5 separate regions of the Homo sapiens genome follow, and regions 1, 3, 4 and 5 are each linked to region 2. The links are chromatin loops, found by intact Hi-C in ENCODE. Cell type or tissue: IMR-90. All regions are shown on one strand. Each heading gives the region's core, and the rest is flanking DNA. Links, peaks and the distances in the headings are about the cores only.

Region 1 (6,317 bases), core at 754-5,753, 200 kb after region 2:
GGCTGAGGCAGGAGAATCACTTGAACCCAGGAGGCAGAAGTTGCAGTGAGCTGAGATCACACCATTGCACTCCAGCCTGGGCAACAGAGCAACAATTCGTCTTGAAAAAAAAAAGACTATGAAATTATAATTTTTAATAATTCATTTATGTTATAATTCTCAGCAGGGGAAGTGTTCTACCACCCATAACTGAAGATTCTGGACATTATTATAAAGGTCTGTTTTAGATCTGGGTAAAAATTTGGTCCACTTTTCTGCTGTTTTGTCTCTGGGGCAAGAAACATAAAGACCCCGAAGTCTATCCCATTCCTCTCGATAGGCTCAGGCTGAGGAACAAATTCAGGACCTTCATTCATTAGAAGCCACCCCTGTAACCCCTCCTACCTTCCTTAGTCGAGGGCAGATGGCTGAGGTGGAGGAAAGCTCCCTCAGCCTCCTTGGGCTACTCCAGTTTGCATTTGGGCCCCAGAGGAGTCTCTTCTGTGATGGGGCATGAGCCCAGTCTCCCCACAATGATCCCCTGAGCAGAATATTTCCTGAAAACAGGCTTCCAGTGAGAAGGGCCAGGCTGTTCCAGCCATGAGGAAAATGCCCTGCGGGGGACTCGAACATCCAAACAGCCAGGAGGGTCAAGGAGATGGACTCTGCTTTCCGCAAAGCTCCTGCACACTTCCGCGTCAAGGGCTTCTGTGATACTCAACACAATCCCATCTCCACATGGTCAGTGACAACCCCAACCAGGCAAGCTGTCCACCAGCACAAGAGGGAGTCTGCCCGCCCCCGATCAGCTCAGCTGGTCCACACTCCCAAAAACCCATATTCAGGGGTGGGGGGCAATTGTCCCCACTGGCACCACCTGCAAATGCAAGTAACGCAGTGTCCTGCAGTGCGGACACCAATCAGGCTTTACTGAGGACATTTTCAAGAGTGGGCTCGGCTCAGCGTGGCTCACGGTTCTTCTGCCTCTCGTGAGCCTCAGGGCAGCTGGGTGGATGTGGGCTTGTGCTCCAGGATCAGCACCCTCCAGATTCTCTGCTTTTTAATAAATGCAGTGGTAAGAGGCCGTGCAAGGAGGAGTGATGGGAGGAAGAAGCTCTAGCCGCTCAGGGGAGGTGCAAGGCCAAGACTGGAGTCAGTCTTACCGCTCTCGCTTGACCAGATTCTGAGCAGAATTGTGGGGGGCTGGTGTGGTAAGAATTCCTCCTTTCGTCAGCATGATCAGTGTCCTGAGACCTCGGCTGCAGCCTCCAGAGTGAGCCCCTTGTGGCTGTCACAACTTTCTAAGTGGAAGAACTTTTCATCTGTCCTCTTATGTTCAGTGCCTGGGGCCCTGCAAATTAAACTTTAAAAAGACAGATAAACAGGAAAAAGGCAAACAATTTTAAAAAAATTAATGTGGCTGAGTGGTGCGGTGGCTCACACCCTTAATCCCAGCACTTTGGGAGGCTGAGGCAGGTGGATTGCTTGAGGTAAAGAGTTCAAGACCAGCCTGGGCAACATAGCAAGACCCCGTCTTTACAAAACTTAATGAATTAAATAATTTAAATTGTTTAAATAAATGTTCTATGTGGATGAAAATTTACAGAAAACAAGTGAAACTCAAAGGAATGGTTAGACTCAGGGGCTTACCTGCCATTTTAACAGAGAAAAGGGGGTTTGGGCTTCATGGACGGCAAATCATGGAGAGGTGGCTGGGAACATATGGGGGACGCTAACAGAAGGTGAGGGTGAGTTTAGCAAGGTTTGTTCACGCTCACTCCCTCTCCAGTGAGAAGAGTCACTCTCCCCTCCTGGCGTGGAGAGGGGGAACCTTCACAGGGGAGTTTATGCCCTGCTTTCACATGGGAAAGGGGAGGGCAGACAGCTCGTCCTGCATATGCCCATTCTCAGTTTCCTCAGCTCAAAATAATCCTTATGCCAAAGTGGCACATTTGGGGGTGCATATTCAGGACCCTTTCAATATGTAAAGCACTTAGCACCACTGCTGGCCATATTGAGCGCTCATATTAAACATTTCTTATTACTTTTATATTTACCATAGTTAGGTTCTGAGCTGGGTGTAACATCATTCCTGTCCTCAAGAAGTTAACAGTTTGAAGCAAACGGAGAGACGCATGAACACAGACAGGTACACAAGGTCATCAGTGGTGAGTGCTGTGGAAACGCAGCCGAGGGCAGGGCACGCAGAAGGAGCAGTGCGTGATGTTGGCGTGGGGGTTCCAGGAGGTTCTGCAGGAGGGCCCCTCTTGAGCTGGGTCTTGGAAGAGGAGTGGGTTTTAGGTGGAGGAAGAGAAGAACTCTAAGCAGTAGAAACCACAGGAACGAGGACACGGAGTCCTCATGAACATGTGCAGCGAATTCAGGATCAGCGAGGGGCCCGTGTGGCCGGCGGGAGGGGGTGGCGTGGGCGGCAGGCAAGTGGGTCCAGGGGAATGGCCACAGTCACAGCAGCTGGCACCTGGCGGAGGCTCACCCTGGGCTGGCACACCGGGCTGGAAGGTCTTGGAGCTGCACGAGCCGTGCTAAAAACTCTGTGATTCATCTCGTAGCCAATGAGGGGCTATCGGACACATCTGAGCAGACTGCTGTTTGGGAAAGGACAGGCACACGCAGGCTCTTGGTAAATGCGCGGTGAATTAAATTGAACTGGATCATGGTATAAAGAGTCTATCTGGTGGCAAGTCCCATGTAAGGGGTTATAAAATAGAAGTCCTAGCAATGAAATAGGCCAAATGCAGTTGATAAGTGGAAGTAATGAGTGGGCCCAAGATCCCATAGCTCATTTTAGAATGAGTGAAAAATATAAGGCACAGTAGAGCAGCAGTTTCTACCACGGGCCACTGACTCACAGAGCTTGTGAATGACATGTGTGAAGCACCTAAGTGTCGTTTCTTATTCCTGAGGGAGTGAGGTGAAGATTCGCCCTGGCCTATGACAAAAAAGGGTCCTTCTGAGGCTGGGGGGATGTGCAGGCCCATCCTATCTCAGGAGTGGGGAATCTGGAAGCCATGTTCATAGCCTCCCTAGCTAAGTAGCTGCGAGTTCAGCTGAGCTGAGCTTCACGCTCTCCCCTGGGCTTGTAGGGCATTGTTCAGGGACACAGGAAGCCGCACCTGCGCTGGGGCGTACGCAGGGCAGGCAAAAATGACATAACTGTTACCATGGGCTCTGAAAGCCCTACGCTTGGGCTGCACTGGCCACAGCTCACCTCCTCTAGAGCTTCATAGAACGCACACGCTTGCAAACCCACAGGCGCGCTGATAAACCTCAGGGCTTCCCCCAGGGTCTCACCAATCCTCTATTGACAGCTGTGGCTGGAGAACCTCCACGCAAGCCAGAATGTGGGAAGATGGCCCGGTGGGTGGAGTGGGGGTGAGGACAGCAGGGGAGCCAGTCCAGGGGTGCTTTGTCTCAGCGGGAACTGTGCGGAGTTTGTCAGTGCCCGGTAACTGTCGTGTCGCCTGCCCCCTGGTGGCCGCGGGCGCACACCGCTCTCCCCAGGCCTTCCTGCACCGCCTCCTGATAGAGATGGGGCCATCTGGGGAGCAAACCGTGCCGGGAGCCAGTGTTGCCTGCAGAAACCACTGGGCACGAGAGCCTCCTCCCTGGACAGTGCAGAGGGTCTTGCCCCTGGAAACGCACAGGAGACGACCTTTGCTGTCTTTTGGCTTGAAATAACCTCCGGCTGTATTTCTACATTGGCTCCAAAGACACACGTTTCAGCCTCTGGAAAAGCAGGAGCGTTTGCTTACCCAGGGTCACTGTCGGATTCAGTGCTGGTCATGGGTGTCGTCCTCTGTTCCTGTGCTGGCCTCTGAACAATGCAGAAAAGGAAGGAAAAAGTGACCAGACAGTCAATCTTTGCTGCCCTAGTTTTTCATTTTTAAAAATTATGATGCCATATTTGCACACCCACGTTCATAGCAGCACTATTCACAGTAGTCAAGAGGTGGAAGCAGCCTAGATACCCATCGATGGGTGGATGCATGATCACCACGTACTGCATGCATGCAACGGAATATTATTCAACCGTCAAAAGGAAGGAAATCCTGAGACAAGCTGCATCATGGATGAAACTTAAAGACATCGTGCTAAGTGAAATGAGCCAGACACAGAAGAACAAATACTGTGTGATTCTACTTACATGAGGTACCCAGAGTGGTCCAATTCAAAGAGACAAAATACAAGCATGGTGGCCAGGGCCTGGGAAGGGGGTGGTGGAAGTTGCTGTTTAATGGGTGCAGAGTTTCAGTTTGGGATAATGAAAAAGTTCTAGATATCTGTTACATAGCAGTATGAATACACTTAACGCTACTGACCTGCACACTTAAAAATGGCTAAGATGGTAAAGTTTATGTGTTTTTTTACCACAATTAAACATTTTAAAAATTATTTTTTAAATATGATAACTATTGACTATTCTCTTTTTGCAGCATTATTTATTTTATATTTTACATTCTTTTGTGCTGAGGTGTAGTTTATATACAATAAGTTACACAGTTCTTCTGTGTTCAGTTTGATGAGCTTTGACTACACCAAACAAGATATGAAGAACATTTCCATCACTCAGAAAGTTCCCTCGTGTCTCCACCCCATCAGCCCCCTTCCCCAACCAGATAATTGCTTTCTGACTCTGTCACTAGACATTATTTTTCTCTTTGAGGTTAAAAATTATATTCAGTGAAATGCACAGTTCCAGGCATACAATTTGTGAGTTTGACAAATGTCTGTACCCACGTAACCAACACTGTAATCTAGATGCAGACATTCCCTATAGCTCCAGAAAGTCCTTTCTGTCCCTTCCTGCCTGTGACATCCTCTACCAAGGTCATCAGTGATCAATGTCCTAAAAACACAGCAAAGTTCTGGGGACACAGAAAGAGCAGTCTCCCCCGATAGGTCATTCTACGTGTTCTTGAACTTCACAGAAATGGAGTCGTGCAATCTGAGCTCTTTTATGCCTGGCCCTCCCACTCAGCATGTTTTTGGACTCACCCGTGCTGCTGTGTAGATCAGCAGCTTGTTCCTTTTTCTTGTCGAGTAGTATTCTGTTGCATAAATACACCAGCAACTGCTTATCTATTCTGTTAGTGAACATTAGTTAGGGCTGTTTCAGGTTTTGGTTGCTGTGAATAAGGCTGCTATGAATATTCTTGTGCAAGTCTTTTTGTCAACAAATGTTTTGTTTTTCTTGGGTGAAACACTGGGAGAAGTGGAGCTGCTAGGTAATAGGATAAATGTGCACTTTACTTTTCAAAAACTGCCAGAGTTTTCCACAATGACTCAACCATTTTGCACTCCTACCAGTCTTTTTCACATGACTTACACACAGTAAAGTTCATTCTTTTTAATGTATATTTCTGCACATTTTGACAAATGCATACAGTTATGTAACTACTGCCACCCTCGGGATATATGACAAGCCCATCGCCTCCAAAATTCCCATGTGTCCCCATCATAGGCTCCCTCCCCACAACTCTGCCTCCTGGTCACCCTGATCTGCTCCTATATTTTTGCCTTTTCCAGAATGCCACATAAATGGAATGATGCAGTGCATGGTCATTTGAATCTGGCTTCTCTCTTCGCATAATGCATTTGGGGTTCATGCGTGTTGTTGGAGGTGTCAGTAGCTCGTTCCTGTTTACCGCTGGGTAGTGTCCATTTACGAACACACCAGCTTGTTCATCCCTGGCTGGGGCACGTACATCCATGCAGTTCAGTGGCATTCACACTGAATTCCATTCCCATTGCTGTGCAATCATCACCACCACCCACTTCCAGGACTTTTTCATCATTCCAAACAGAAACTCTGTACCCATTCAACAATGGTGCCCTACTTCTGCCCCCACCCCAGCCTCTGGGAACCTCTATTCAATTCTGTCTCTATGAATTTGACTACTCTAGGTACCTCATGTAAGTGGAATCATACAATATTTGTCCTTTTGTGATAGACTTATTTTATTTAGCATAATGTCCCCGAGGTTTAATCACGTTTTAGCATGTATCAAAATCTCATTCCTTTTTAAGGCTGAATAGCATTCCATTGTCTGGCAATGCCACATTTTGTTTGTCCATTCATCTGTGGATGGCCATTTGTGTCATTTTCACCTTTTGACTATTGTGAATAATGCTGCAATGAACGAGTGTTCATTTGAGTCTCCGCTTTCAGTTCTTTTGGATATATACCTGAAAGTGACATTGCTGAATCATATGTCAATTCTGTTTAACTTTTTAAAGAAAAACTAAAGTGTTATCTTTTTTTCTTGCAGTGGCTGCACCATTTTACATTCCCATCAGCAATGCACGATGGGCTCCAA
Region 2 (6,317 bases), core at 794-5,793:
CCGGCTGAGAGTGTCACATCCACCATCTGGACCACGTTCCCCAAAAACCATCTCAGTAAGGGTCAGAATGGCCTGCAACTGCTGCCAACTGGAAGTTTCCATGCTGTGAAGTCATTAATTATCCACCTATAAGTCTGGAATGCCATCAGGTGGTTCCAAGGTCTCCGCCTTTGACAGGGTGGTGGCTCCCAGCCACTCCCATGCATCAGGCCTGCCTGTGCACGGAGGGCCAAGTCTGTTGGGCCCCTTGGCTTGGAGAAGAGTTTCACTGAGATATTAGTAACTGTGAGTCACCACACGCAGCAGTTGTGCAGGTGTCAGGCTAAAAAGAAGCTCAGATAGGACCCAGAACAAATGGGCTCACTTGGGACTAGGCAAGGGATTATAGTTCAGGATGTGTGTGCTATAATGATGGATCAGGGCATATCCAGGGATGTCGTGGCAAAGATAAATTTTTATTTTTATTTTTTTTTGAGATGGAGTCTCGCTCTGCTCTTGGCTCAATACAACCTCTGCCTTCTGGGTTAAAGTGGGTCTTCTGCCTCGGCCTCCCGAGTAGCTGGGATTGCAGGCACTCGCCACCATACCCGGCTAATTTTTGTATTTTTAGTAGAGATGGGGTTTCGCCACGTTGGTCAGGCTGGTTTCGAACTCCTGACCTCAAGCGATCTGCCTGCCTTGGCCTCCCAAAGTGCTGGGATTACAGGCATGAGCCACTGCACCTAGCCAAAGAGGAATCTTTTAAAGACAAACAGATGTACACATGAGCGGCTTTGAAACAAGGCTCGTAGGTGACAGAAGCTCACTGCAGGAGTTGGCTCTGTTGATTGGGGGAGGCGGCTGTTGCCAGGTCAGTGTTGCGTGCTGGTGGCAGATCTGGAATACTGCGGCCTCAAGAAGTCCTTGCACTAAGTCGTGATGCTGGTCTGGGTGCAGGAAAGTCTTGGGATAAGTCCTGTTTCAGGCATGTGGGCGTGAGGGCTTCTTGATGGCCTCCCACCACTCCATTTTGCTGGAGTTTAATGTAAGTGACTCCATTTTGGTACCAGCAGCTTTCTCAAAGGTTTTGGGGTTTTTTTGCTTTTGGGTTTCAACAACAGGAATTGAATCAAAGCACTTAACATGTGTTACTATTAAGATATGTCTCTGTTTTCACATTCTATAGAGTTAGTTTTTGTGTTTTTTTTTTTCACTTTGTAAAAGAAGGGAATATATATTTAGGTTTGATATCTCCAGATTTTAGGCCGGGTGAGGTGGCTCATGCTTGTAATCCCAGCACTTTGGGAGGCCAAGGCAGGTGGATCACCTGAGGTCAGGAGTTTGAGACCAGCCTGACCAACATGGTGAAGCCCCGTCTCTACTAAAAATGCAAAAATATTAGCCGGGCATGGTGGCCCACGCGTGTAATACCAACTGCTTGGGAGGCTGAGGCAGGAGAATCGCTTGAACCTGGGAGGCGCAGGTTGCAGTGAGTCGAGATCACACCACTGCACTCCAGCCTGGGCAACAAGAGTGAAACTCCGTCTCAAAAAAGATATCTCCAGATTTTAATAAAATCAATATTCGTATGCAAAAGTTTAACAATGTTTCCCTTTTTGCATTATTTGAACTAAATGCAGTTGGCCTTCTACCTGTTCTCCTGGCAGAAGGCGAAGGTGGAATGTCCCAGCTGCCTACTAGGCAATAGTGCCTATGGCGAAAACAGCTCCTGGCTGGCAGGGGGAAGCTGATTTGGGAGGCGCCATCACTAAGTAATGGAAGAGAGCTATGCTATGGGTGTGGTGATTCCTGCTAGGGGCACCCTGGGGCTCCTGGAGAGACTGGTTTCTGCAGGGAATGAGCTTCCAGGCCAGGCGGCCTCCACACGTGGAGATGTGAGTGGGCTCTGTCCTCCCTCGCAGCCGGCTGTGTGGACTCTGTAAGGGCTCCTGAGGAAGAGGAATCCGGGGGACCGGTTCCTGTCCTGCAGCCTCAGGGTGGGCCGCTGCCAGGCGCGTCCCTGCACGCGTAGAAGGAAGGCGCTTTCAGACGCGAGGGCGGCTTCGTCATCTCCTCCCGGTGGGTGCGTGCTGCCAGCGCGGCCTTTAGATGCTTTGGGCTCCGACTCTGTCTCCCTCTTCTTCAAATCATGAGGGCACTCGGGCACCCCGGTGTGAGAGGCAGGTGGTCCCAGAGTCCGTGTCACCTGGGTCACATCTCCAAGGCCCCAGGCCGCCCCCGGGCGGCCCGCCCCCAGTCCCCGCAGCCCGGAGCAGGATGGGCCCGGGCTGGACTGAGGGGCTGGGGCGCCCGTCTGCCCTGATGGGCGCAGCTGTCTGGGACCACGCGGTGCCCCGGGTCGGCCCCCAGCGTCGCCATCACCTCCCCCAAGACGTCCCCACGCGGCGGCCACACTGCGCTCCAACGACCCGCGCTCTCGGACCCGGTCACACTGACGGCGGTGACTCCCGAGTTCCCGGGACCAAGCGGGCCCGCCCTGGGAGCCTGAGCTTTCTCCTCACTCTCAGGGAGCCCTGGGCTGCGAGGCGACAGCACAACGGGAACAGACTCGCCGGGACCAGCCACCACTTGGGGTTGTCTCTGCAACCCACGCTCCGCGCCGCCCTGACCCGGTACCGGCCCGCGCGGCGGTATAGGCGGGCGCTGGGTGCTGGTCGCTGGGCGCGGAGGCTTTCTTTGCCAAGGGCAGCGCGCCCCCTGCTGTCCGAGCGGAAGAACTGCGCAGCACGCGAGGCCGCAGACGCCCTCTGGTCAGGGCCCTGCAGAATGGCTTGGGCTTGGGACTCGTCCTGCGCCCTTGGGCGAGGCCATTTGTCCCTGGGTCGGGAGGAGCTTAACCGTGGGGCTCGGCTGTATCCGCGAATGGCAGGGGCACAGGACAGCGGGGACTGTGACGGAACACATGCCGTTATTCCATGCGTTGTGCCGTGCTGTGAGTGCATAACCAAAAAATACCAACTCAGTCCATGGCTAAAGTAAGGATATGCAATAAAAATTTAAGCCTGATGAGAAAAAAAGTGAGAAAACTAGTTCACCCAGAGTTTAATCAAGTTTTTGACAAGAGGGTGTTGTTTTTGTTTTTTAAATTGAAACAGGATTTGGGGGCTGAGTTATTGCATGCAGCAGGGTTAAACAAATTTACATTTTATCAAAATAAAAAGATGCTTAAAGAATACATTGATAGGCCGGCACGTTGGCTCACACTTGTAATCCCAACACTTTGGGAGGCCGAGGCAGGCGAATCACCTGAGGTCAGGAGTTCAAGACCAGGCTGGCCAACATAGTGAAACCCCATCTCTACTGCAAATACAAAAATTAGCCAGGTGTGGTGGCAGACGCCTGTAGTCCCAGCTACTCAGGAGCATGAGTCAGGAGAGCCTCTTGAACCCAGGAGGCCAAGGCTGCAGGAGCTGAGATTGCGCCATTGGACTCCAGCCTGGGTGACAAGAGCAAAACTCCATCTCAAAAAACAAACACACAAAAAACAATGATAGCATATATTTTATCTCTTGTAGTACAAATCCTCATATTGACTGTTGCAGAAAAATACCTGTAATGCCTTAAACAACAGTTTTAAGAAACATCAATGACCAGCAAGTTACAAACAAAATGCAGTGATCAACATATTTAACTGTCCATGTATGAAGCTTTTACAAACACATTCAGTCTTCACTGTCTGAGCAAATCAGTTTTAATTTCTTCATAGTCCTTCATCTGTCTTTTCACATGACACTTGGCCAGTGGTGAATTTATAATGTAACAGTATTTTAGACCAGTTTCCCTCTCCATACTTCCTCATGCTAGATCTCAAATTCATGTCTTCTTCCCAAAGCCATGCCTGTTTTTTTTTTTCTTTTTTTTTTTTCTGGATAGATGTTTTTCAGCAGTCACTGGTTGACTTTGAGGTACTCTCTTGTTTTCTGTGGCTCTTCTGATTTGACAAGAGGTTGTTTTTGTCTTTGTATGGCTACAACAGTAACTTTGGGAAACCATTTAATCAGGTTTGGCTAAGTATAAGATGGAATCTGAGTTATGCTTCCGGACACTGACGTGTGCAATTTTGTGTTGGTAACAAGTATTGCCAATTAAATAAATATTTGAAGAACGGAGCCATGGCTTTATTTTCAAAATCTTCCCAGAACACTCAGAAAAATCTTATTTAACTCGACTGAACATGCCAATCATCATTTATTTAATATGTCCCAACTACATCAGTTACTAGCTATGAGAGAGACCTTGGACAGGATTTTTACATTATCTGTGCCTCAGTGGCATCATCAGTGAAATAAAGATAATCATGGTACCTATTCATAGGTTAAGGATTAAGTGAGAGATATATTGCTGGTGAGGAAAAATGTTTCCTCCACCCTCTTAGGTTCAGTTAATGGGGACCTGCAAATTACACTGAAAATAAAGATTAATAAGAGAAAAAGTATACAATTTTTGTTAATGTTTATGTGCATAGGAATTCACAGAAAAGAAGTGGAACTCAAAGAAGCAGCGAGACTCAGGGGCTGATAACTTTAACAAAGAAAAGAGGATTTGACCTTGAGGGAGGACAAGGCACTGGGAAGTGACTGGGGAGTATTTGGGGAAGGTGATGGAAGACAAGGCTATTTCAGAAAGGCTTGTTTATGTGGACTCATCTTGGTGCTAACTCCGGTGATAAGAGCCACTCTATTCTTGGTGGGGGCGAGGGGGACACCTTCACAGGGTACTTTATGCCACCTTCACAAGAAGGCATTTATGATCTGATTTCAGGCAGAAAAGGAGAAGACAGAGAACTCTTTCAGCACCTGTGGATCCTCCATTACCTTCAGCTCAAAATAATCCTTATGCCACAATGGCATATTGTGGAGTGGCATCATTTAGGCCCTTCATTTCCCTGTCTGAAACTTCTCTATGATGTGTCACATTCCAGAAGCGAAGTTATTTGATTGTTCCCATTAAACCAGTCTCTCTGCCCTGGGAATATCTCAGTCCAGTTAAACAGCTGTGTCTCATTTCAGGAGGTGGTGGTGCAGGTGGGGGTGGGGCACCCCCAAAGGTGGGTCTTTATGTGTGCAAGCAATCAGGCATTGAATGAGGGCATTTCTATGGATACAAAAGAAATACAAAGATTAACCATCGGTGCTGACTATAGATCCTGTTTCTAAGTTCAGAGGGCCATTAGTTCAGATTTCTAGATATTGGTCTCCAAGGATCCTTACATAGCGGAATGAGGATGGCAGTTACAGCATCGCAGTCCTGTTATTTCCTGGCGCTTGGAGGATTGTGCTCTGGTGAACTTTCTGAGTCACCCAAACTGCTGTGGTGATGATTCTGTTAAAGTTACACTGAGTGATTCAGCTTCAGGTTTCAGGGTTTCTGGAAAAGGGCAGTTTTAGTTCTCAGTGATGCCAAATTAGGACAGGGGAGAATACTGGAAACACTCATTACTGACAACATGCACAAGACGGCCAGATCCAGTTTACAAAGAGGTGAAAATAACTCAAAGACAGTAAACATGACAAGTATTTGATAACCCACCAGGATGGGTTGTAGTTTTCCACTGAAACAAAATTTCTCTCTAGAATCACCTCCATTTTTATCAAAGATAATCAAGACAGGCATGATGGCTCATACCTATAATCCCAGCACTTTGGGAGGCTGAGGCAGGAGGATTGCTTGAGCCCAGTAGTTTGAGACCAGCCTGGGCAACATAGCGAGACCCCATATCTACAAAAAAATAGAAAATCTAGCCAGGTGTGGTGGCATGTGCCTGCAGTTCCAGCTACTCAGGAGGCTGAGATGGGAAGATTGAGACTTGGGAGGTTGAGGCGATCTTTGTGTTTTTTTTTTTCTTTTGAGATGAGTCTCGCTGTGTCACTCAGGCAACAATATAGTGGTGATCAAAACTCACTGCAGCTATGTTGAGAGTCCCCACCCCAACATAATGCACTGCTCCTTCTGTGCACCCAGCACTCGGCTGTGTTTCTACAGCATGGAACACTGATGACCTTGTGTACCTGTTTGTGTTCATGTTTGTCTCCCTTTGCTTCAAATTGTCAACTTCTTCAGGACAGGAATGATGTCATTATAATACTGTAACTCCAGCACCCAGCTCAGAACCTAACTATGGTAAACAAAAAAGTAATAAGAAACGTTTAATATAGGCACTCAATATGGCCAGGAATTGTGCTAAGTGCTTTATATACTGAATATACACCCCCAAATATGCCACTTTGGCATAAGGATTATTTTGAGCTGAGGAAACTGAGAATGGGCACATGCAGGACGAGCTGTCTGCCCTCCCCTTTTCTGTGTGAAAGCAGGGC
Region 3 (6,317 bases), core at 728-5,727, 380 kb before region 2:
AGGGAAGCAAAGGGAAATTGGAGAATATTGAGGAATGAAAGCAGAGGTAGCACATGGGATTTAAAACAACCCATTGTTTTACATAAATGGGATCATATTTTATTTACTATTCTATGACATATTTTATACTTAAATTTTATGTAATTTTTTTCAGTAAAAGGAAATGACATGGCATTTTCATGATTTTTAAGAAAGGAATAGTTATTAAAATTTTATTGTGTGTGGTTTTCCTTTTTTTTCTTTTTTTTTTTTTTTTTTTTTTTTTGACAGAGTCTTGCTCTGTCACCCAGGCTGGTATGCAGTGACGCAATGTCGGCTCACTGCAACCACCGCCCCCCAGGTTCGAGTGATTCTCCTGCCTCAGTCTCCCAAGTAGCTGGAATTACAGGTGCACACCACCACGTCCAGCTAACTTTTTGTATTTTTACTACAGTTGGGGTTTCAACATGTTGGCCAGGCTGGAGGGCCCCTTGAACTCCTGACCTCAGCTGATCCACCCGCCTCAGCCTCCCAAAGTGCACCTGGCCTATGTGTGCTTTTCCAAACAGAAACATTAGTTCCAGTGAAAGAAAAAAAAAGTGGGGTACACTGCACCACCAGGAAAGAAATTTAAAGTATACCACAATCAAAAAAATGAATTAACAACCTTATTTTATTCTTAATAAATAAGACGAGAGGATTTTTTAAAAATCCACCTACACTCCTACCACAGTGATAGTTGGTTTTATTTTCCTCACGTTTTTTCCAGGTTTTACTCAAAAGTATTTGATTTTACACGGTTAAAATCAAACACACAAGTTTTATTCTTTGCTCGCTTAATGGTACATCTTACAGATTTTTCATGTTATTCCACAGACTTTACGTGTATCATTATTACAGATGTATGACAGTCCCTTCAGTTTCTTCAAAAATTTATACATTTCTCACTTTCCAGCCAGATGTGCAAAGAAAATGTGGGTTCTTTATCCTTTATAAACACTTGGATATTCTCATGAGCCCACTCCACCGGGAGTAAGGAAGGACACATAAACTTTGAACTTGAAACTTTATGTTACCACAGTCCCTGCCCAATTTCACGAGCTCTTGGGTGACTTCTGAGGCGGGTAAATAACGTTTCCTGCTTCTTCCACTCTCTTGCTCTTCTCCAAGAGGATGTGGGCCTGGAGTGGTGCCCATGCCTTCGCAGCGCTGGAGGCCTGTGCTCCTTCCATGGGTCCCCACCTTGGATCCTGTCCTGGGTGCACATTGGCTGGTTCCACTTAAGTGAGAGTGAAATGGAATCCAGCTGAGAAATGTGACTTTCCCTTTAGTACGGGCATCCCTCCCAAAGAGCCTGGCTGTCTCCCACTGCTGGCGAACCCCACCTCAGCTCCTGCTGTGCGGTGGGGCCTCTTGGCGTCCACTTGTTACATTGCAATCCCACCTGCCCCCAGTCCAGGCAGCTCACCTGGCCGCTCTCATCTGCAGGGCCCCTCCAACCCCACCTTGGCAGACTTCTAGGGCAAGCTCCCCAGCAAGTAGCTCAGATCTACCCTGCATCCCTAGGACGTCGGGGTCCCTTCCCACGCCACACAGCAGCTGATGCTGCTCTGGCACTCAAGCTTGTGCTTCATTTCCATTTGTAATCTAGGGAAGGCCCTTGCCCCTGTGCTCTCTTCGCAGGAATTCTGAAATGAGCAAGGCCAAATGCCCTCTTCCACAGGCCTTCTAGCCAACCCGTCTAAAGCACCTCCCTGCTGTGCTTCTGCATCCCTGCACCTGCCTCTTCTGCTCCCGTGGTGGCAGGATGGGGAGCAAAACCGAAAAACATCTGGGAAAGAACGCAAAGGAAGACAAAAAGCAAGCAGGACCCTTACCACAGGAAATAAGCAGCTGAAATGAAGGGGGAAACCAGGAGCATTGATCGAGAGCATGGGGAATGGTCTAGTGCCCCAAACAAAAAGTGTTAGGTGCCCACTGGCTTCAGCAACATGCAGGTACTGGGGGACCTTGAAATGATGCCGTTTCGGTGGAGTGGAGATGAGGAAGTCAGCCAGCCTGCAGTGGCTTCGGGAACAAGTCGAGGCAAGAAAGGAAGACAGTGGATGTAGACACTGCTTTCAAGAAATTTGACTGTGAAGGGAAGGAAAGATATGAGATATGGAATGCAGGTGGCAAATGCAGCATCCAGTATTTTGGCTTTTTGGTTGGGGCAAAGGTAAATTCAACACTGATGAGAGCCAGCCAGTAGTGAGGGGAAGGCTAGCAATTCAGACAGCGTCTTTTCTGCAGGAGGGAGGTAGGGTTTTCTGCTAAGAGAGTAAGCAGCAGGGGCAGGAGGATCAAAGGACCCGGGTACCAAGAAGTTTGGAAAGAGCTTCCATGCTTAATGCAGGAAAAGCGGAATGAAGACATACAAGAATTACCAAGGAGTGCTGGATGCGCAGACGGCCTCAGCCAGCACGAATTGACTGGGGCAGTGACCTGGAAGGAGATGGGTGCACCTGTGTGCTTCCCAGCAAATCCCGACTTCAGGGTCCGGTCACAGAAGTGGTAAACCGTCCATGGTGTGGATGACTTCGACCACCTACCACATTTGTCAGTTCTCACCACACCGAGCACAGGAGCTCGAGTAAACACGCTAGCTGGAATGTAAGCTCCAGGAAGGCAGGACGGTGCTGCCCACCATGACACAGCTGAAGGGTCCTTAGAAATCACCTAGTCAAACCACTCCATTGACAAGGAAACCCCCAGTTTGGAGAAGGAGGCCGGAGTCAAAGGCAGACCTCCTGAGCTCCACTCCCAGACCTTTCGCCAGCACGGGGTGACCTCCAACTCCCTCAGAGAACACAGCCCTCCCCCTTTGGCTTCCAGCTGGAGCGTGAATTCCCGAAGGACAGCTTCACTAGATGCCCAGATTTAGGAAAACTGTAAAGCAGAAATATCATTCCATTTTTAAAGCAACACAACCTCCCCACGTGATAGCTATTAGTAAATAGCTCACAGCTGCGAGGAGGGGCTCCAAAGGACACAACACCCTGTGCCATGGGGTTTCCACGAAGATACATTCCTAGGTGTGGGCACGGTACTCCTCCCCTCCCTGCGGCAACGCGACGGGATGGCACCGGCGCGCTCTGGGGTTCGGAACGAGGCCAGCAGGGGGCGGTCTACACCACTGAGTGTTTTCCCAGCTCGGTTTGTTGTTTGGAAGGAAATTCACGTGTGATCAATCACACCTTAAATATCTTCTGTAGCTATAAATATCAAACATATGTTTTCTAAATGGTTTACACTCCTTATCTCCCCTTTTATAAGTTCAATAGTAGAGAGGTCGTGGTGAGGGACAGAGAAGGAACACCAGACCTGGGTCCGCTGAAGAAACAAGCCCAACAGGAAACTGCCAGGCGAGACCGCTCAGTTGCCTCCCAAACACAGATGGAAGACAGGATTTTCTGGAATCACAGCAAAAGAAAAAAAAAAGCCTCAGCTTTGAACATCTCGACAGCAAATTCAATGTCTAGTCTTTATTATTGAGCAAGTTCCCTAAAACTTCAAAGAGGTAAGCACATCAAAAAAGTACTAAGTATGAAACCCTGGGAATATAAACACATAAGAGACATCCTCCTGTCTTTGAGGAACTGATAACAAAGGGGAAAGAAGATACTATCTCAGGAGTGCTCTGAGCGTGGTTAAGGGCGTGATTCATCCCTATTTAATCAATATAGCTAGGGAAGAAGATTCCAACTAAGCATGAAAGAATAGATGGGACTCCAACCAGATTGTGGAGCACTGGAAACCAAGATAGTACATGTAGCCATTTTTAAGTTTGAATAGCAATTATCTTTCTAGTACGTAATCAGGGTGCAAAGCTTATACCCCTCATAAAAGAGTTTACTGAAGTTCAGCTACAACTTCCAGGTCAACACTTCTCCCCAACCAACCCACCTTTTACTTTGTCCCTCCCCCAAGGGGCTCAGGCCCACTACTGGGGGTAACTCAGCAGGACATAAGCCAAAATTAGGCCATCAGTATCGTGCTTTGGAACGGATTTCATTCTCGATTTTTGAATCCCTTGAATCTCTGTGGTATTGTTAGGAAGGATGGTGTCCTTTATATAGCTTTCCATAAAAAGTGTCTGATTTGTCTGGATGTCCAGCACATTTTAACAAACTCAAGCCTCTAGACCTGGGAGCTGGACCATTGCTTCTACAACAAAGGCAAGTCAGACACAGGGATGGAGCCAGTTCCTCTGGTCTCATGTGTGTGGGGGCCTTCCTGTGCCAATGAATCTACCTCTACCACTCACCCCACCCTAGCTGCATCCCAATCAACAGACAGAGCTTGGTGTGGTGGCACCACCTGTAGGCCCAACTACTCGGGAGGCTGAGGTGCGAGGATCACTTGAGTGCAGGAGTTGGAGGCTAAAATGAGCTATGATCATGCCCCCCCTGCACTCTAGCCTGGGCAACATGGAAAGACCCCATCTCTAAAAAATAGATACAATACAAAACAGACACCAAAAAAGAAGCACCAGAATTTACTTTGTTCTAAGGGATATAGGCTTTGTCACTTCAACAGTCAGGTCATGGGAGTTCTCAGAAAGTGTTTTGACATTTGCTCCCTAGCAGAGGAAAGTCATTTGTGAAACTATTTTTAAACAGCAAAACTAAAAAGGTGGGGTGCCATCTCAGATGCTCATTAGACATTGAGTCCAGAGCTGCTTTGGGGGGTAAGACAGAGACACTGTGCTCTAAATACCAGCACAAGCATGAAGGACAGCGACCACAATCTGTGCAGCCAGTCCACTTCTTTAGGAAATTCGATTGTAAATACTTTGGAGCTGATGAGCTCTCCTGTGTCATCTTCATATCATGAAACCTAATAAAGGTCTCCGAATGCCTGCTTCCCCAGCACCTCCACACAGTAACAATTTCTTGCAGTTTCCATTTCCCTCAAACCTCCCACTGTTGCTGCCACCCTATGGAAGATGATCTTATCTCAAATACTTCAGAGAAAATCTGAAGACGCCGGTGAGGAATTCTGACGCATCCTGACGCCATTTCACCAGAGCCTGTGCGCAGCAATGCCACTCACTGCATCTTTTTTTTTTTAAAACTAAAACGAGAGCCCTTTCTTCCTATCAAAAGGCAGCACTTCTCTAGATGCTTCCGAGTAGCCCTGGCCCACCCAGCCTCCTCAGGCACTCCACTCCCTTTTTCCCTCTTTCTCATAAAACCTCAGCCTTTTCTCACAAAATGCCTCTCCATTGGCATCCGTGCCTGCTCTCCTTTGCCCCTGGGAGCCCCCCCCCCAGGATTTGGTCCCCTCCAGCTCCTTGCTCTCTCTTCCCACCGGAGCTTTGTTTTGATTCATCTGGCCATCCGTCCGTCCACTCTTCCTCAGCCCCACTCCTCAGCACCCCCCAGTCGGACATCCAGCCACTAAAACACTCTCCTTTAGGCCAGCAGAGGCTTGCGTGATGATAAGCCTGCCATCTTGCTCAGTTTCTTCATGGCTCTTGGAAGCCTTGCACACCGCTAAGCTTCTTGAAACACCCACTCCCCGGCTTCCTGAGGAACCACTCTCTGTTTACCCTCTGACCCTCTGGCCACATTTTCTGAGTTTCCTTTCAGAGCTCCTGCTCCTTCTCCAAGCCTAGTTTGAACATTGGAATTTATCAAAATCCTGCTTTCAACTCACTTCAGTTCTCACTCTGTGATCTCTCTTCAAAGGTCTCACCCACTCCCATGGCTTCAAACATGTTCACAATGCCAAATTTCCGTCTCTCGACCCAATCTCTGCTCTGAATTCCAGCCCTCCAGATCAACTCCCAACTGCACATCCCCGTGTGAAGGTCTCACATTGCCTCAACCTCAGAAGGTCCCAAAACCAGTGCAGAGTCAGCCTCCCCCCAACACAAGCTCATCCCACTTCACAAAATGGTTCTTCCATGGGAAAGTCATTTGTGCTGAGGACAAACTCATCCTTGATCCCTTTGTCCCTCCGCACTTGCATCCAACATGGCATTGAGTCCTACCCATTCTGTGTCCTAAATATATTTCAACCTCATCCACTTTTCTCCGTCTCTACTCCCTGTAACCTAACCAAAGCAACTATCATTTCCATGGCCTGACACTCCCAAGAGCATCCTACAGGCTTTCTTTCCCCCATCCGTGCTCCAAACAGCAGCTAGTTGGGAGAACATTACTTCCACAAACTTTTAAGTCACTGAAACCGTGATCTTCAGCGTGGTGTCAGGCCCCATGCAGTCTCACCTCCAGCCAGTCCTCCTCTGGGACACATGCCCCAGACACAGGGCTGTATTTTTTATTCTTGGG
Region 4 (6,317 bases), core at 625-5,624, 310 kb before region 2:
CCAGGTTCACAACATTCTCCTGCCTCAGCCTCCCACTTTTTTTTTTTTTTTTTGAGGCAGAGTATCCCTCTGTCACCCAAGCTGGAGTGCAGTGGCACGATCTCAGCTCACTGCAGCCTCCACCTCCCAGGTTCAAGCGATTCTTCTGCCTCAGCCTCCTGAGTAGCTGGGATTACAGGTGCCGGCACCACGCCCAGCTAATTTTTGTAGTTTTAGTAGAGATGGGGGTTTCCCCACGTTGGCCACGCTGGTCTCGAACTCCTGATCTCAGGTAATCTGCCTGCCTCGGCCTCCCAAAATGCCGGGATCACAGGTGTGAGCCACCATACCTGGCCAAGTTAAGTTTTTCTAAAGACTTGCTGGGCACAGTGGCTCACGCCTGTAATCCCAGCACTTTGGGAGGCCAACGCAGGTGGATCACCTGAGGTCAGGAGTTCGAGACCAGCCTGGCCAACATGGTGAAACCCCATCTCTACTAAAAATACAAAAATTAGCCAGGCATGGTGGCATGCACCTGTAGTCCCAGCTACTAAGGAGGCTGAAGCAGGAAAATCTCTCAAACACAGGAGGTGGAGGTTACAGTGACCTGAGATCGCGTCACTGCACCCCAGCCTGGGTAACAGAGTGAGACTCCATCTCAAAAAGGAAAAAAAATAAAATAAAATAAAGACTTGAAGTCAGTACAAAGGATGCTTAAGTTAAGGGGGTCGGCTATCTGTCATGTGATACTATACCAGAGTCAAATTGGAAAGTAAGCCATGTCATATCGAGTTAATTAAAAACAAACAAACAAAAACCTTTAGCAAGCTTTCATAGTTTGCAGCATGTGACTTAACCCTTGCCTAGCATGGCCTTGGGTCCTGTTTATAATCTGGTGTCTTATTGCCACACAGAATCTATTGCATTAGACTGATGATCTCTGTTTTAATGTTAATTCCAGTCATTTGTGCCTAAACTCCAAAAAGAATGGGGTATGAGGTGTGTCTGACTTCCCTTACCATCATGGCCAGGAATTCAGTTTTTGTTGTTGTTGTTGTTTTTGAGACGGAGTCTCACTCTGTTGCCCAAGCTGGAGTGCAGTGCTGTGATCTCAGCTCACTGAAACCTCCGCCTCCTGGGTTCAAGCGATTATCGTGTCTCAGCCTCCGGAGTAGCTGGGATTACAGGCCCACGCCACTATGCCCAGCTAATTTTTGTATTTTTAGTAGAGACGGGGTTTCTCCATGTTGGCCAGGCTGGTTCTCCAACTCCTGACCTCAGGTGATCCACCCGCCTTGGCCTCCCAAAGTGCTGGGATTACAGGCGTGAGCCACCGTGCCCGACTGGGAATTCAGTTTTTAAGGTTTTTCTGAGGTTACCCTTGGCCAAGAAGCTTCATTCAGTCAGTGGGGGGCCTTAGGATTTTATTTTTAGTTTACGATAGGTCGAATATAGTCCTTGACAAAACAGAAGAAAGAACGTAGAAATCCCACTGCGCAATTGAATTCCAATCCAGAAAGATTGCCATTTGTTTTTTTATTTCCCCTAGTGCAGAAATAACTCACATATCATGAATTCACACCTCTTAAAATTGTACAATTCAGTGTGTTTAGCATATTCACAAGGCCGTGGAACCATCACCACCGTCCTTGGGAGCCCACTGCTGAAGGACTGGAATATCTAATTCCCGAATGTTTTCATCATTCTGCAAAGAAGCCCTGGACCCACTAGCAGTCACTCCCCGTTTCCCCTCCTGCTCTTCCTCCCAACAACCATTAGTCTATTTTCTCTCTTTGCAGATTTGCCTATTCTGGACATTTGACATAAATAATCTTATAATATGTGGTCTTTTGTGACTAGCTTCTTTTTCTTAGCATAATGTTTTTATCTATGTGTAACATACATCTCTACTTCATTCCTTTTTGTGGTTGAACAATATTCCATCATATAGGTATACCATATTTTGTCTATTTATCATTGGTGGACATTTGCGTGTTTCTGCTTCTGTGCTTTCATGAATAATGCTGCTATGGACATTTGTGTACAGGTTTTTGTCTAAATATATGCTTATTTCTCTTGGGTATTACCAAGAATTGGAATTGCTGGGTCATGTGGTAACTGTATGTTCAACTTTTTAAGAAAAACGTAAACAGTTTTCCAATGTGGCTGCATCATTTTACTTTCCCACCAGCAGTGTATGAAGGGTTCTAATTTTTCCACATCTCACCGACACTCGTTACTGTCTTTTTTATTGTAGCCATCCTAGTGGATGTGAGATGTTATTCACTGTGCTTTTGATTTGCAGTTCCTTAATTAATAATGTTGAGTATCATTTCTTATGCAAATTGGTTATTTGTATATCTTCTTTAGAGAAATGTCTGTTCAAATCCTTTGTTCCTATTTTAATTGGGTTATTTGTCATTTTTTCTCATTTGTTCTCAAGCACACGTAACTCTACATTTAGTCTGTCCTCACCCATGGGTATCTGTTCAAAAAGGAATAGTGTCAAGTTTTGCCCCGATTTTATCATTTCAATTGTGTTGTATGTTAGCAATATTCAGTGCTAACAAGTTTTAACTACATGGTTCTAAATATGGATCTTCCCAACATTTACAAATGGAGGAGGGATAGACGGAGTGTTCAAAAGAAAATGTTAATATGCTTTGAAACATTGTTTTGTCAATGTAAATGTTAAATCAGCAGAACCCAGTAACTGATGAGAAGCACAGTAAGTTAGCTACAGCAATCACATAAGCAGAAGCACAGGGAAATTCACGAAGAGGGAAACAGCAAAAATAGAAAGGCGGGAACACAGGAGTGGGTATAGGGATGCCTACAGTTATGTATTCATGAAGTAAGAGCTTTCTGGGCAGTGATTAACTGATTTGTCAGAAATTGCAGACAGCAAGGAAAGAAGAAATAAAACTTGCTTGGAAGGAAGTAGTGTTGTCTGGTCCGCTGTGGACACCTGGACATGTGAAGAGAAGACTCTGATCTGTGCTCAGAGTCGGGTTGTTTCTCGAACGGCCGCCTGGTGGCGCTGTGGCACAGGGGCGCTGGCGAGGGAAAGGCTCCTGCAATGCACCAAGCTGCGCCCGGGCGCGGGGAGCCGTCGACTGGGGACTTGGAGGTGTGGGCCTCTCGTGCTGTGTCTGAGGGACAGCTGTCATGTGTGAAGCTCCTGCTATATAAAAGGGTGAGCTGTTTCCCTCTGCTCACCCTTTAAACTGCTCTGCCTGCTGAATGCTGTACCCAGGTGGCGGAGAGCAGAAGCGAAACTGGGGAGTGAGGCCAGTGAGGCTGGGGGGCTTGCTGGACACAGCCAGTTCTCCAGAGCTGGAGCTAAACGGCAGCAAGGTCCCAGCCTCTCACTGGTGTGTTCTCATTTTCATCTTTTGGAGATGTTTTTTCTGTCTTAAAAAACATTCCAAGTCCATCAACGGATGACTGGATAAAGCAAATGTGGTACTTATACACTATGGAATACTATTCAGCTGTAAAAAGAGTAAAATCATGTCTTCTTGAGGGTAATTCTCTAAGTGAAATAACTCAGAAATAGAAGTCAAATGCCACATGTTCTCATAAGTGAGAGTGAAACAATGTGTGCACGCGGACACAGGAGTGGAAGAACAGACATTAGAGAGGCAGGATGTGAGGGAGGGAGGGACGATTACTTACTGGGTACAGTGTACGCTCTTCAAGTGATGCCTACACTATGCTCTATAGCCATGCAACAAAACTGCACTTGTATCCCCTATGTCTATCACTGAAAAAAAAAAAAAAAAAAAGTCCAAGCCCAGAACTTGTGTGTGCGTGTCATTCTGCACATTCCTGGACAGGTCCTGTGTCCGTTCTGTAGAACTGCGCCATCATTTCTCTCCTGGAGGAGGCCCCCAGCCTCACCAGAAGGGATGAAGATGTGGGGTGGCCTCATCCTTTTTGAAACAGCTCTTAGTTCAGATGAAACCATCTTTCCAGAGGCTCGGTGGTTTCTCGATGGAACTGGGGGTTAGGGAAGAGCAATAAGCTTTTCTTTTTCTTTTTCTTTTTTTTTTTTTTTTGAGACAGCCTCGCTCTGTCACCAGACTGGAGTGCAGTGGCGCGATCTCAGCTCACTGCAACCTCCGCCTCCCAGTTCAAGCGATTCTCCTGCCTCAGCCTCCTGAGTAGCCAGGACTACAGGCGTGCACCACCACGCCCAGCTAATTTTTGTATTTTTAGTAGAGACGGGGTTTCATCATGTTGGCCAGGATGGTTTCGATCCCTTGACCTCGTGATCCACCCGCCTTGGCCTTCCAGAGTTCTGGGATTACAGGCGTGACCCACCGCGCCGGGTGTAGATTTTCTTTACAGGACAGGATCAAATCACATAGAATGGATTCAGTGGAGGCAATCATGTCTGGGCTCTGAGGGCTGGAGCATGGCTGTGTGGCTTAAATGATATGTCCTTGGAGAGCAGCAATTTCTGAGAGATTAGCAATAGCTTGCATTCTAGATAGCATGGGAGTTTCATAGGCTCGCCTAGGACTCTAAAGATCTCATGGCATCGTTCAACAGGTGAGGTTTTAGGTTGCAAAGGGAATACTACCAGATCCTAAGCAGGACCACTGCTGGGGTCATTCTGTAGTTCACTCAGTAAGCATCAATGATCTGATGAGCATGTAGGAAATAGCCTTTGGGGGGATTTATTCTACTGGAGAAACTTGGCATTCTCAGAGAACCACAGCAACCAGGCAGGAAGCTAAAGGGCAAATGGCATTTAGACCAGCGTCCCCTATCTGATGCAGGAGTGCTTGAACCAAGTATAGAACCGGTTTGATGGACTTGCAGAGAAGTGGGAAGAGAGCATCCTAGATAAAGAGAAAGGCTGGACTCAGGTGGGCACAGGGAAAACGCCAGGCCGACGTGAGGATTGGTGGGCATTTGATAAGGTTTTGTTTATTGTTTTTGTGGGGGTTTTTTTTGAGATGGAGTTTCGCCCTTATCACCCAGGTTATAGTGCAATGGCACGATCTTGGCTCACTGCAACCTCCACCTCCCAGGTTCAAGTGATTCTCCTGCCTCAACCTCCCAAGTAGCTGGAACTACAGGCTCGCACCACCACACCCGTCTAATTTTTGTGTTTTTGGTAGAGACGGGGTTTCACCATGTTGACCAGGCTGGTCTTGAACTCCTGACCTCAAGTGATCCACCCGCCTTGCCCTTCCAAAGTGCTGGGATTACTGGTGTGAGCCACTGTGCCCGACCTGATAAGGTATTGATAAGTGGTATTAATAAGTGAGTTGAGCTCAATGAAGAGAGTGATGATAAGGAATGGATCATTTAAATAAGAGTAGCTCACTGGTCTCTTTAATTAAAAAGAATGTGACCAGGTGTGAAGCTCACACCTGTAATCCTAGCACTTTAGGAGGCTGAGGCAGGAGAATCACTTGAGCCCAGGAGTTCGAGATCAGCCTGGGCAACATGGCAAAACCTTGCCTCTACTAAAACTATAAAAAGTTGGCCAGGTGTGGTGGCATGCACCTGTAGTAACAGCTACTTGGGAGGCTGAGTTGAGAGGATTGCCTGAGCCCTAGAGGTGGAGGAGTTTGCAGTGAGCCGAGATTGTGCCACTGCATTCCAGCCTGAGCCACAGAGTGAGAACCTGTCTCAAAAAAAAAAAAAGAAAGAGAGAAAGAAAGGAGGGAGGGAGGGAAGGAAGGAAAGGAAGGAAGGAAGGAAGGAAGGGAGAAAAAAATGCAAGGTCACAGTAAAAAGTTCAGAGAATGGAAAAGGACAGAGAGCAACACTGGAAACCTCCCTTCCTGGGTCCCAATTGTTTATCGGATGCCTTCGAGCCCTCCCCCTGTTCATATACAAGAATCTATTAACATAGTGATTTGATATGCAGAGTTTACTACTCTCTGTCTTGTCCCGCAACTTACTCTGGGACTTAACATGCCAGTACATCTCCAAATCTAGTCTATTTTCTTCCCACAGAGGGAGAGACTTCTTTTATTAAAGATACTTCTGGCTGGGCATGGTGGTTCACATGTAATTCCAACACTTCGAGAGGCTGAGGCGGGAAGATTGCTTGAGGCCAGGAGTTCCAGACCAGCCTGAGCAACATAGTGAGACTTCGTGTCTACAAAAAATTTAAAAATTAGCCATGCATGGTGGCACACACCTATAGTCTTAGCTACTCAGGAGGCCAAGGCGGGAGGATCACTTGAACCCACGTGTTAGAGGCTGCAATAAGCTATGATCACACCACTGCGTTCCAGCCTGGGCAACAGAGCAAGACCCTATCTCTATTATTTTTTAAAGATACTTCTTTGTGGTTTTATTTTTTTGTATGT
Region 5 (6,317 bases), core at 779-5,778, 100 kb before region 2:
AATAAATAAATAAATAAATAAATAAATAAAAATTAAATAAAATAAAAAAGGAAAAGAAAAATAGAAGAATAAAGTAAGGACCTTCAAGAAAAACTGGAACAATTTCCTCTGAAGAGCGAATAGTCTCAGTTGATAGTATTTAAAATTATTTTTATAACTTTACAAAATAAATATAAGACAAAAAGATTGCTTTTGATTTTAGCACAGAGATGCTCCAATATTATCTCTAAAAACTGTCAAGAGTAGAGGTGTAATCACATTCCGTCTATGTAGCAACAACTGAAAGTGCTAAAACTTCCCAACTCCGTGAGCAGGAAGTAAGCACAGAGAGTCCTGACTCCTCTGTGATCCAAGTGCTGATCACTTCCCAGACATCATTTGAACTCACTCTACAAAGAAGCAGGTCTGTAGTTTATGAAAGTAGTTCACTAGGCTGGGCGCAGTGGCTCATGCCGGTAATCACAGCACTTTGGGAGGCCGAGGTGGGCAGATTACGAGGTCAAGAGATTGAGACCATCCTGGCCAACATGGTGAAACCTGGTCTCTACCAAAAATACAAAAATTAGCCAGGTGTGGTGGTGGGCGCTTGTAATCCCAGCTACTAGGGAGGCTGAGGCAGGAGAATGGCTTGACCCCAGGAAGCGGAGGTTGCAGTGAGCCGAGATCGCGCCACTGCACTCCAGCCTGGGCGACAGAGCAAGACTCCGTCTCAAAAAAAAAAAAAAAAAAAAAAAACAGAAAAAAAAGAAAAGAAATTAGTTCGCTAGTTTCCAGTTCATGTTACACAAAGCAATTTTCTTAAATTCCTGAACTGGAGCCATAACTGTGGAAACACTGCAGTCACATCCCAAGGAAAATCAAAGATGTAAAGTTACTAACTGTTGGAACAAACTGGCTCCAGCTGTAACCAAGCAAAGAAAGTAATGTGCCCTGAATCAACTTACTGTCAAATCCTCTCCTGAATTATTAGCAGGGCATGGTGGTGTGCACCTGTAGTCCCACCTACTCGGGAGGCTGAGGCAGAAGAACTGCTTGAACCCAAGAGGTGGAGGTTGCAGTGAGCCGAGATTGTGCCACTGCACTCCAGTCTGAGAGAGCGAGACTCCATCTCAAAAAAAAAAAAAAAAAAAAAAAATTCCTCCCCTGAGCAGGCAGAGCTGGCGAAGTTCAGCCATGGGCAGAGCAGGCTTGGGCCCAGGGATTGAAAGCCAGGGATTACCAGGCCAAGAAGTCGAACAGTCCAGACTACCACACAGTGAGGGCGCTTCCCAGGGGAGGGGTGGAGGGGCCTAGAGTGCAGGTGTGGGACCATGGCTGGGGAGGAGCAGGAATGCCGGTGCCAATGCAGGGCTCAGCAGAAAGCAACCAGATGGTTGTCAAGAAAATAATTGATCCTGAAGACAAATCCTAGACCAAGTGTGCACACTCTAAGCCCAGGTCCTGATTCTACCCTTTCCAGCTCTCCAGAGAGCAGAGGCCCCAACAGTCTGGCCAGTTCTGAGCCCGGCACCCAAGCACCCTAAGACCTCTGAGCTATCTGGCCAACCTCCCTCCCCCAGGGCATGTCACTGTCTTCTGCCACAATTTTGGAGCTTGCAAAGCTTGCTAACAGAATATACACAGAGGTATTTCACTCATGGGTCTTGTTCTAGATGCCTGGGAGATCATAGTGTAACCTGGAGACAAGATTCCCAGTAGATGTTTTTTGATAATTAGAAAACAGAGAAAGTCAGGCTCAGTGGCAGATGTCTGTAGTCCCAGCTGCTCAGGAGGCTGAAGTAGGAGGATCATTGGAGGCCAGGAGTTCAAGGCTGCAGTGAGCTATGATTGCACCTGTGACTAGCCACTACACTCAAGCCTGGGCAACAGAGCACATTCCCATCCCTAAAAAAAAAAGAAAAAAAAGAAAAAAAAAAGAAAAGGGAGAGGAAGAGGAGAAGAAGAAGGAGGGGGAAAGAGGAGAAGAAGAGGAGGGAGAATGGAAAGAGCAAAACAAAGAAAGAAGAAGAAGAAACAAAAGGGGAAGAAGGAAAGAAGTCAGTGACATCAGTTTGAGGGAAAAGCGCACACACGCACACGCACACACACACACGCACACCACTGTGATTGCCCTAAAGAAATTAGCTACTTTTTGGCCAGGCGAGGTGGCTCACACCTGTAATCCCAGCACTTTGGGAGGCCGAGGCGGGTGGATCACCTGAGGTCTGGAGTTCGAGAACAGCCTGGCCAACATGGTGAAACCTCATCTCTACTAAAAATACAAAAAATTAGCTGGGCGTGGTGGCGGGCACCTGTAATCCCAGCTACTTGGGAGGCTGAGGCAGGAGAATCGCTTGAACCCTGGGGGCAGAGGTTGCAGTGAGCCAAGATGGCACCAGTGCACTCCAGCCTGAGCAACAAGAGTGAAACTCCGTCTCAAAAAAAAAAAAAAAGAAAGAAAGAAATTAGCTATTTTTCAACTCTATTATTTAAACCCTCCTTAGGGCATCCTTTGGAGTGACAGCAGACAGTGACTGGGATAACTCTGCATATTTTGGCTTAAAATTATTTTTATCTACTGAAAGGAAAACTAAATTATACTCTGAAACATAATCTAATGACGGAGGGTCTCAGAGCAAATAGCTGTTAGTCGGAGATATTGAAAGTGATCAGGTTGTGAACTCACTTGAATCGAGCCTATTACCTCATGAAATTATAAAATGATTAGCAATGTCCCCAGCAGATGGCGCAAGTGGCCCCTCTGCTGTGATGGGAAGCCAATCTGTTTCCTCTTCATATGACAATTGAACAGTAGATCCTAACCAGGTAAGGTGTTTAGTTAGGAAAGAAATCATTCATGGGATTCCAAGAGAGGCTAACTAGGAAAGACAAAATCTGGAGGCTTTTTAATTTACTTCTCATGTTAAACAGTCTAGGAGCATGTATTGACCTCACCAGTAATATGGTTCCATTCACAATATTTTTAGCTCTGAAAAAGAAAATTCTCTCATGACAGAGTTTTAGATTAAGTCCCAAAGGATGACAAAGTACCAACAATTAGAATATCTGAAATGTTTTGATGAGCTGGTGGAATTAGTGAAGGGCTCATAATGAGAAGCTCAGAGCTGTCTCCTAACAAATTACAGGTAAACGGTTTCTGAAGGAAACTGCAGGGAAGGGGATAATGATTAAAGATTATTGGAGTCAGCCAATGTTTCTGCTGCTTTGCTAGTTACTTGCAAACAAATATGATGTTCTTGCTCACATTTTGAAGCTCTCGGCTACGCATTTTTTACGAACAAGCAAACATTTGCATTTCTAGGCCAGAGGCAGCCCACGCTGGGAAGGCAGGGGACGGAATGTGTTATCCATCGAATAGTCTTCGAAAGTGCAAAAGAACTTTATTAATTAAAGCATGTTAAATATCTGCCTTTATAACTTCCAAAGAAACAAGAATTGAGAATGTTCAGGTCAATGAATAATTTTGTGCAATAGCTGTCCTGCCAATACCTACTGCCTTCCATCCCAAACACCCATCAATGTTTTAACCCTCTGTAGTCTGCTTCTTATATCCAACTGCCACTAAAACTTTATTTTATTTATTTATTTATTTATTTATTTATTTATTTATTTATTTTTGAGACAGAGTCTCACTCTGTTGCCCAGGCTGGAGTGCAATGGCGCGATCTCAGCTCACTGCAACCTCCGCCTCCCGGGTTCATGTGATTCTCCTGCCTCAGCCTCCTGAGTAGCTGGGATTACAGGCGTGCGCCACCAGGCCCAGCTAATTTTTGTATTTTTAGTAGAGACGGGGTTTCACCATGTTGGTCAGGCTGGTCTTGAACTCCTGACCTCGTGATCCGCCCGCCTCGGCCTCCCAAAGTGCTGGGATTACAGGAGTGAGCCACCGCACCCAGCCCCTATTTTTTTTTTTTTTTGACTGTCTCTGTTACCAGGCTGGAGTGCAATGGCATGATCTCGGCTCACGGCAACCTCTGCCTCCGGGGTTCAACTGATTCTCCTGCTTCAGCCTCCCAAGTAGCTGGGACTACAGGTGCATGCCACCATGCCCAGCTAATTTTTGTATTTTTAGTAGAGACAGGGTTTCACCATGTTGGCCAGGATGGTCTTCATCTCTTGACCTCGTGATCTGCCCACCTCGGCCTCCCAAAGTGCTGGGATTACAGACATGAGCCACCACCCTGGCAAAACTTTACTTTTTTTTTTTTTTTTGAGACTGAGTCTCCCTCTGTCACCCAGGCCAGAGTGCAGTAGCACGATGTTGGCTCACTGCAACCTCTGCCTCCCAGGTTCAAATGATTCCTGTGCCTCAGTCTGAGTAGCTGGAATTACAGGCGTGTGCCACTATGCCTGGCTAATTTTTGTATTTTTAGTAGACATGGGGTTTCACCATGTTGGCCAGTCTGGTCTCCAACTCCTGGCCTCAAGTGTTCCACCTGCCTAGGCCTCCCAGAGTGCTGGGATTACAAGTGTGAGCCACTGCACCTAGCAAAACTTTACTTTTTAAATATATTTAAAAATATAAATTAATATATGTTAATTGCAAGGAATTTGAAAACACTGAAAAGTATAAAGAGAAAAATTTGTAGCTACCTGAGGTGTTCTTCGCTGCATAAAGAAAGACCACAGGCTGGGTGCAGTGGCTCACGCCTGTAATCCCAGCACTTTGGGAGGCTGAGGCTGAGGCAGGTGGATCATGAGGTCAGGAGTTCGAGACCAGGTGGCCAACATGGTGAAACCCCATCTCTGCTAAAAATACAAAAGTTAGCTGGGTGGTGGCGCATGCCTGTAATCCCAACTACTCGGGAGGCTGAGGCATGGGAATTGCTTGAACTCAAGAGGTGGAGGTTGCAGTGAGCCCAGTTTGCACCACTGCACTCCAGCCTAGGTGACAGACCAAGACTCTGTCTCAGAAAAAGAAAGAAAGAAAGAAAGAAAGAAAGAAAGAAAGAAAGAAAGAAAGAAAGAAAGAAAGAAAGAAAGAAAGGACCACAGCATTGTAGTAGAGTTTAATAGACACAAGGCTGGCCATAACACTGGGAGATGGAATTGGTACTCAAATCATCTCATTCAAAGCTCGTAGATTAGGGGTTTTTTTCTTTTTCTTTCTTTTTTTTTTTTTTGAGACAAAGTCTTACTCTGTCACCCACTGGGCTCACTGCAACCTCCACCTCCTGGGTTCAAGCGATTCTCCTGCCTCAGCCTCCTGAGTAGCTGGGATTAGAGGCACGTGCCACCACATCCAGCTAATTTTTGTAGCTTTTTTGTAGTTTTTAGTAGCTAATTTTTGTAGTTTTTAGTAGATACGGGGTTTCACCATGTTGGTCAGGCTGGTCTCGAACTCCTGACCTCGCGATCTGCCCGCCTCAATCTCCCAAAGTGCTGGGATTGCAGGCATGAGCCACCACGCCCCATCAGATTAGGGGTTTTTCAAAGGCAGTTTGGGGGAAGCAGTGTTGGGGAGGGGGGGTGCTAGGTAACAGGTGCTTGCTGCTGATTGGTTGGGGGCAGAGATGAAATCATAGTGGGTTGAAGCGGTCCTCCTGTGGGCTGGTCGACTCTAGGTGCAGCCACAGGAGCAAGGGTTGTCATCCAGGTGGAGCCATGGGTGTCAGACATGCAAAAAACCTGGAAAGATATCTCAAAAGGCCAATCTTCAAGAATGGTGTTATTTGGAGGAGTAACTGGGGATGTATCATATTTTATAACATTCTGAATAACTTAGCAGGACCCAGCCTCCTCTCCTCTCTCAGCGTGATGGCCTCCAATTAGCTTTACAAAAGCAGCTGAGTTTTGGGCAAGGCCTGTTATTATTTAAACTGCAGCTGAAAGGTCTTCCAAAGTTAGCTTAGTCCAATAATCTGGGAATAATTAAGGGAAAGGCAAGATGGAGGTTAGGCTAGCTTAGTTTACCGTTATAATTTTCTCATGGATATAACTTTTGCAAAGGCAGTTTCAAGATTACCCATGAATGAGTAGATATGGGCAACACATACTTCATTATTATTATTATTATTATTATTATATATTTTTTGGAGACAGGGTCTCACTCTGTTGCCCAGGCTGGAGTGTAGTAGTGTGACCATGGCTCACTTCATCCTTGACCTACCAGGCTCAAGCAATCCTCCCCAGTCAGCCTCCCCAGGAGCTGGGACTACAGGCACATGCCATTACACCCAGCTAAATATACATTTAAAAAAATTTTTTTGTTGGGACAGGGTCTCACCATCTTGCCCAGACTGGTCTTGAACCCCTGGGCTCAAGCAATCCTCCTGCCTTGGCCTTCCGAAGTGCTGGGATTACAGTCATGTAACCCC

What was found. Peaks named below come from ENCODE experiments on the same cell type or tissue, not always from the same donor. Only the 100,000 strongest peaks of a DNase experiment are listed, where the experiment ranks them.
Region 1: a loop joins it to region 2, with 2.8 times the contacts of the local background. A loop is called at or near these places in 4 of 110 quality-filtered maps.
Region 3: it touches region 2 in a loop (13-fold over the local background); 39 of 110 quality-filtered maps call a loop at or near these places.
Region 4: it touches region 2 in a loop (10-fold over the local background); 75 of 110 quality-filtered maps call a loop at or near these places.
Region 5: it touches region 2 in a loop (10-fold over the local background); 95 of 110 quality-filtered maps call a loop at or near these places.

Annotation. Positions count from the first base shown.
Region 1 is chr18:12,233,917-12,240,233 of GRCh38, forward strand. No RefSeq gene overlaps it. Among named protein-coding and RNA genes, the nearest start is that of CIDEA, 17 kb to the right of the region's middle. RefSeq lists a silencer at 3,379-3,458. In IMR-90, for the core only: a CTCF peak has its summit at 3,476 (motif pointing left); no DNase peak of the experiment used is centred there; H3K27me3 peaks cover 439 bases.
Region 2 is chr18:12,036,433-12,042,749 of GRCh38, forward strand. No RefSeq gene overlaps it. Among named protein-coding and RNA genes, the nearest start is that of ANKRD62, 54 kb to the right of the region's middle. RefSeq lists an enhancer at 1,766-2,267 and silencers at 2,215-2,284, 2,665-2,734. In IMR-90, for the core only: a CTCF peak has its summit at 2,702 (motif pointing left); DNase peaks (open chromatin) are centred at 2,679 and 5,309; H3K4me3 peaks cover 360 bases; H3K27ac peaks cover 264 bases.
Region 3 is chr18:11,652,354-11,658,670 of GRCh38, forward strand. It overlaps MIR7153 (microRNA 7153), which reads right to left and starts at 2,588; the gene lies at 2,532-2,588. RefSeq lists an enhancer at 5,398-5,567 and a cis regulatory region at 5,483. In IMR-90, for the core only: a CTCF peak has its summit at 3,143 (motif pointing right); no DNase peak of the experiment used is centred there; H3K27me3 peaks cover 3,193 bases.
Region 4 is chr18:11,730,125-11,736,441 of GRCh38, forward strand. The region is part of intron 1 of GNAL (G protein subunit alpha L); the gene reads left to right. Among named protein-coding and RNA genes, the nearest start is that of GNAL, 44 kb to the left of the region's middle. RefSeq lists an enhancer at 2,549-3,157. In IMR-90, for the core only: a CTCF peak has its summit at 3,014 (motif pointing right); no DNase peak of the experiment used is centred there; H3K4me3 peaks cover 235 bases; H3K27me3 peaks cover 904 bases.
Region 5 is chr18:11,935,348-11,941,664 of GRCh38, forward strand. The region is part of intron 2 of LOC101927511 (a long non-coding RNA gene); the gene reads right to left. Among named protein-coding and RNA genes, the nearest start is that of MPPE1, 30 kb to the left of the region's middle. In IMR-90, for the core only: a CTCF peak has its summit at 2,721 (motif pointing right); a DNase peak (open chromatin) is centred at 2,724.